2 separate regions of the Homo sapiens genome follow, and region 2 is linked to region 1. Evidence: chromatin loops called from intact Hi-C (ENCODE). Cell type or tissue: adrenal gland. All regions are shown on one strand. Links, peaks and the distances in the headings refer to the core of each region. The heading gives the core; the rest is flanking DNA.

Region 1 (3,649 bases), core at 1-2,500:
CTTTACATTAGCTGGACGTGGTGGCACGTGCCTGCAGTCCCAGCTACTCGGGAGGCTGAGGCAAAAGAATCGCTTGAACCTGGGTGGCAGAGGTTGTAGTGAGCTGAAATTGTGCCACTGCACTCCACCCTGGGTGACAGAGTGAGACTCCGTCTCGAAAAATAAAAATAAGAAAAAATAATATCTTTAACTTGGCTGGGCGTGGTGGCTCGTGCCTGTAATCCTAGCACTTTGGGAGGCCAAGGCAGGTAGATTGCTTGAGCCCAGGATTTCGGACCAGCATAGTGAAATGTTCAAGGCAACATGGCTAAACCCTGTCTCTCTACAAGAAATACAAAAGTTACCTGGTTGTGGTGGCATGCACCTGTAGTCCCAGCTACTCGTGAGGCTGAGGTAGGAGGATCACTTGAGCCTGGGAGGCAAAGGTTGCAGCGAGCTAAGATCATACCACTGCACTCCGGCCTGGGTGACAGAGTGAGACCTTGTCTCAAAAAAAAAAAAAAATCTTTAGTATATTTAGAACATTTACATTTCCACATGTAATCAATATTTTTCAGTATTATGAAAAGACTAATGAGATATTCTACATTATTTTTTCCACACTAAGTTTTGGAACTCTCGTGTGTATTTTGCACTTACAGCTCATCTCAGTTCACAGGAGCCACATTTCAAGTGCTCAATAGCCACGTATGGCAAGTGGCTACCCTAGTAGATGGCACAGATCTACACCCTTTTGGCTTCCTCATCTGCTATGTACTCATCAACCAACTCTAGTCTGGCCTATGACCTTGTCACTCTTCTACAGCTCCTTTATCAAGGTTACCATGACTTCCATGTTACCAAATTCAGTGGTCTTCTTTCAGGCCTCAGCTCTCTGCAGTCACCAGCACAGATAACCACTCCTGCCACCTCAAACTGTCCCTCTTGATTCTCCACCTCCTTCAGTGGCTGCTCCTTCTGACACAGGATTTTTCTCAGCCACTTTTGCTGGTCAGAGACCTCTGGCTGGCGATGTCCCTACCTGGGCTTTGCTTGGCCCCGGGCCTGCTGCAGGAGGCGTCCCATCCATTCGGCCCACTGGACCATACCTGGCTTGTGCTTGGGTTTGTGCACAGGACTAACCCCAGCCCAACTGTGTTATAGCTCGTACCTGTGTTTGGTGGTTTTCAAGCTCTTGTCCCACATCCAAGAAGAATGAGGATACACTGATAAGCGAAGGATGAGGAGGGAGGAGAATAATTTTACTGAGTGATGAAACAGCTCTCAGTGGAGAGGGGACAAGAGGGTGGTCAACCACCAGGAGTGGGGTGGTTTCTCCCCGAGCATGGCTGAGTCCAGGGCTTTTATGGGCTCAGAATAGGGGAGTGCATGCTGATTGGTTTGTGAGTATGTAAAAAAAGGTTAAAACAAAGGCATCGGTCAGTCAGGTGTGATGGCTTACACCTGTAATCTCAGCACTTTGGGAGGCCGAGGTGGGCAGATCACAAATTCAGGAGTTTGAGACCAGCCTGACCAACATGGTGAAACCCTGTCTCTACTAAAGATACAAAAATTAGCCAGGCATGGTGGCACGCCCCTGTAATCCCAGCTACTCGGGAGTCTGAGGCAGGAGAATAGCTTGAACCCAGGAGGTGGAGGGTGCAGTGAGCCAAGATCACGCCACTGCACTCCAGCCTGGGTGACAGATCGAGACTCTGTCTGGAAAAAAAAAAAAAAAAAAAAGACCCCAGTCAAAAGTGGGCATTACAGGGTAAAAAACAAATTAGGGAAGGGTAGGTATATGTGAAATAGGTGAAGGGTACGGATCAATCAGAGGAAACCATGCCAAACAGTAAGACAGGTTCTCAATCCAGTCTGTGGATGTGACTTATAGCTTGACTTTCAGCCTTTAAACTGTCTTTGACTTGGAGTTGGGGTTTCAATGGGAACCCACCCCTATCTGCCTAGGCTTTCATCTGCCTCCTGCCTCTATCACTCTCAACCTTCTTTGGTGCTTCCTCCTATACTGGTTTTCCAAATGCTGGAGTTTTTCTAGCCTTTGTCCTGGGCCCTCTTTTATATCAGTCAATTTTTATTTTATATATGTATTTATTTATGTTTGAGATGGAGTCTTACTCTGTCATCCAGGATGGATTGCAATGGTGCAATCTCGGCTCACTGCAACCTCCACCTCCCAGGTTCAAGTGATCCTCCTGCCTCAGCCTCTCGAGTAGCTGGGATTGCAGGTGCCCACCACCATGCCCAGCTAATTTTGTATTTTTAGTAGAGACGGGGTTTTACCATGTTGGCCAGGCTGGTCTGGAACTCCTGACCTCAGGTGATCCACCTGCCTCGGCCTCCCAAAGTGCTGGGATTATAGGCGTGAGCCACCGCACCTGGCTTATATCAGTCCATTTTTTAAAAGAGGCCAGGTGTGGTGGCTCACACCTGTAATCCCAGCACTTTGGGAGGCCGAGGCGGGCGGATCACCTGAAGTCAGGAGTTCGAGACCAGCCTGGCCAACATGGTAAAACCCCGTCTCTACTAAAAATACAAAATTAGCCGGACATGGTGGTGCATGCCTGTAATCCCAGCTACTCAGGAGGCTGAGGCAGGAGAATCGCTTGAACCCAGGACGTGGAGGTTGCAGGGAGCCGAGATTGTACCATTGCCCTCCAGCCTGAGCAACAAGAGCGAAACTCCGTCTCAAAAAATAAATAAATAAATATATAATTAAATAAAGTATGCGATAGTGTCTCGATGTGTCTAATCACTGAGATCATATCAAGAATCTCATAGGCCGGGCGCGGTGGTTCATACCTGCAGCCTTAGCACTTTAGGAGACTGAGGTGGGCACATCGCTTGAGCCCTAGAGTTTGCGACCAACCTGGGCAACATGCCGAAACCTCATCTCTACAACATAAAAAATAAAAAAAATTAGCAGGGTGCGATGGTGTGTGCCTGTAGTCTCAGCCACTCAGGAGGGACACAAGGTCTGTGTCTGGTACTCTAATGGATTGTTACTGATCGATTGAGCCCAGGAGGTCGAGGCTGCAGTGAGCTGTGATGGGACCACTACACTCCAGCCTGGGTAACAGAGTGAGACCCTGTCTCAAAAAAACCCAAAACGTAGTCCTATAAATACCCATGGCACATAATCTTGCCACCCCAGGAAGAGATATAACTCCCTCCAGTGCATCTTTTTTATAATTGTCCATGTACCTGTTCAGGTCACTGTGCTCAGTGTCTATGACCATTTGTGATATCCTCTCTCAAGTCTGTCTCTTTTCTCTTCTTCCTTTCTTTTTTTCTTTTATTGAGATGGAGTCTCACTCTGTCGCCCAGACTGGAATGCAGTGGCATGATCTCTGCTCACTGCAACTTCCACCTCCTGGGTTCAAGAGATTCTCCTGCCTCAGCCTCCTGAGTGGTTGGGACTACAGGCACGTGCCACCAAGCCCAGCTAATTTTTGTATTTTTAGTAGAGACAGGGTTTCATCATGTTGGTCAGGCTGGTCTCAAACTCCTGGCCTCAAGTGATCCGCCTGCCTCGGCCTCCCAAAGTGCTGGGATTACAGGCCTGAGCCACTGCACCTGGCCTATTTTCCCTTCTTCCTAATGGTCTTCACATTCTTTGATGATGATGATGTTATAAGTCTTCTCCGTCTTT
Region 2 (2,500 bases), core at 1-2,500, 160 kb after region 1:
GAAGGATATGGGGAAGAGGTCTGCCCCACCTCTTTCCTAGGCTCAACCCTGGGAAGCTGATATTTGTGAGGCATATATCATGTGCCATAGAACATGATATTGTGGGTCCCAGGCCCTTCTCAGCCTCCTTCCCTCCCATTTAATCCTCACAGCACCCCTAAGAGGTATTTTGTTTTCCAGATGAGGTAATCGAGGCTCAGAGAAGGCTAGAGACTTGCCCAAGCTTGCCCAGGAGGCTTGAGTGAGAACCTGGCCTTCTTAAGTGCAAAAGAGGGTAGGCTGTCCCTCCCACTCGGTGAGGACTCAGGAAGTGGCCCTGTGAACTGAGTAGCACTGGGAGGGGTCTAGTCTGGAGACCCAGGATGTTGGACAGCAACAGTCCCATCCCCCACTCGCCCCATTCTCCACTCCCCAGCCAAGCCCAGCTGCCCCCGCTTCCAGCGCTGCAGAGAAGATGCAGAGTCTCAGAAGGTCCTGGGTGGTGGGGTGCCCTGTCCTGCCATCTCCAGCCACAGTGGTACCCGCTGCCCCACCTGGCCCCTCTCCACCACCTCCAGCATTGGATCCTTGGCTTCATTGCCAAGGATAAACTGGCTGAAAAGTAGCTCTGCATCATCCGTTGCCCTCCCCCTGCACCCACCCCCAACCGGCTCTCCTCATTCTCACCTATCCCCCCTCCCACCCACCAAGGGCCACAGTCCCACCAACATCCTCTGCCCATCCTGTGCTCACCAAGAACACTAGGGGCCCTTCCCCAACCCCAAGCACAGAAGTTCCAAGGCATCTCATTCTCTGTGCTCCCCTGGGTAGGGGGAGCAGCTCCCTTCTCCAGAGACCTGAGGACCCTGACCCATTAGCACAGGTGCTGCCCATTAAGCCTTCACCTGCCGCTCAGCAGTTTCTCTCCTTCCCTGGGGCCTGAGAGAGTGGGAAGTGCCCCCTTATCCCTTCAGCCACATGGCTCTTATAAGCCCAGCTCAGCAGCCACATGTTTGTGACACCCAGGTCAGTTCAGGGGACAGCTAGAGCCAAGAGCCCTCCACCCTGCCCGAAGGGCATCTGTGTCCAGCCTCAGGCAACTGTTGGCACTGTGTCCTGAGCCTATACCTGGCCTTGAGCCAACTTGCCTGCCAGACTGGAAAATCTCTCCTGGGCCTGGACCTGGCCCTCCCCCGGCTGCAGCCTTATACCCACCAGAGCACAATGAGTCACGCGTCCTCCTCACCTAACACCCTCAAGGATATGGGGCCCCTGCTCACCCACTGCCAAAAACAGCACTTCCCCAAGTCCACATGTGGCAGGCACAAGCCAGGGCAGATCTGAGCTCAGGAGCACTGGGCAGGAGTGTCTTGGCAGGAGTCCCTGCCAGGGAGAGCTTCCCGCCCGCCAAGCTACCTGAGGGCTTTGCAGGTAGAGCAGCCAATCTGGGAGGCAGCAGGGCTCCCATCTTGATGGGGCCCGGGAAAGTCCCTGTAAGGAGGGTGCAGGAGGACGGTCACAGGCAGGCTTATGTACAACCTTGCTGAGAGAACAGCGCCCACGGAAGGTAGGACGGCAAGTAAGAGGCTTGTGCTGTGACCTGGGGCAAACAGGTGAACTTCTCCAAACCTCAATCTCCTGTTCTGTGAAGTGGAGGTGGGGAGGGGACTTCCGGAACACTGTTGACTTGACTGGCTCGCAATCACAGCGAGTGTTCACAACGTGCTCCCCGTGTCCCAGGCACACTTCCGAGTGCTTGATTACCTTACGAGTGGCTGCAGCCGTGTGCTGGCCCACAAGAGCCAACTGTTAAATGTTCTGAAATGTGGTGAATGGTTGTTAAAACACAGGTAGCTTGAAATCAGCCATAAGGAAAATATTTGGACGACAGGAATTGGCAGATATGACACATTAGGACTTGTTGCTGTTGTTGTTGTTGTTTTGAGACCGAGTCTCCCAGGCTGGAGTGCAGTGGTGCAATCTCGGCTCACTTCAGCCTTTCAACCTTCCTTCCCAGGTTCAAGTGATTCTCCTCCCTCAGCCTCCCGAGTAGCTGGGATTACAGGCACGTGCCACCACACCCAGCTAACTTTTGTATTTTTGGTAGAGATGGGGTTTCACCATGTTGACCAGGCTGGTCTTGAACTCGTGACCTCAAATGATCCGCCCGCCTCGGCCTCCCAAAGTGCTGGGTTTACAGGCATGAGCCACCGCGCCCAGCCCCTTTCCTTTAATCGTCAGATATAATGGCTCAAGTCTCCATCCCGCGGGCTGTGGGAAGTCCAGAGCCTTCCCTGCTATTTTTCAAGGAGCCCAGAAGGCTGTTATGGCCTTTTGTCACCCCTCACTCGGAATCTCTGCTTCTGGGTCAGTGTTCAGCCCCTCTTGCTGCCCCACCTTCTGTGACTGTCATGTTCTGTCAGCAAAGTCGCAGCCCCTGCCACACTGCTCTGTGACTGCTACTCCACAGGAGACCTTTCTCCAGCTTCTCTCTTCCGCCTGCCCCTGTTGCGTGGCTCCC

Evidence for each region. Peaks named below come from ENCODE experiments on the same cell type or tissue, not always from the same donor. Only the 100,000 strongest peaks of a DNase experiment are listed, where the experiment ranks them.
Region 2: it touches region 1 in a loop (1.9-fold over the local background); 23 of 110 quality-filtered maps call a loop at or near these places.

What each region holds. Positions count from the first base shown.
Region 1 is chr1:21,794,031-21,797,679 of GRCh38, forward strand. No RefSeq gene overlaps it. Among named protein-coding and RNA genes, the nearest start is that of USP48, 13 kb to the left of the region's middle. In adrenal gland, for the core only: no CTCF peak of the experiment used is centred there; no DNase peak of the experiment used is centred there.
Region 2 is chr1:21,955,798-21,958,297 of GRCh38, forward strand. No RefSeq gene overlaps it. Among named protein-coding and RNA genes, the nearest start is that of HSPG2, 20 kb to the left of the region's middle. In adrenal gland, for the core only: no CTCF peak of the experiment used is centred there; a DNase peak (open chromatin) is centred at 1,254; H3K27ac peaks cover 746 bases.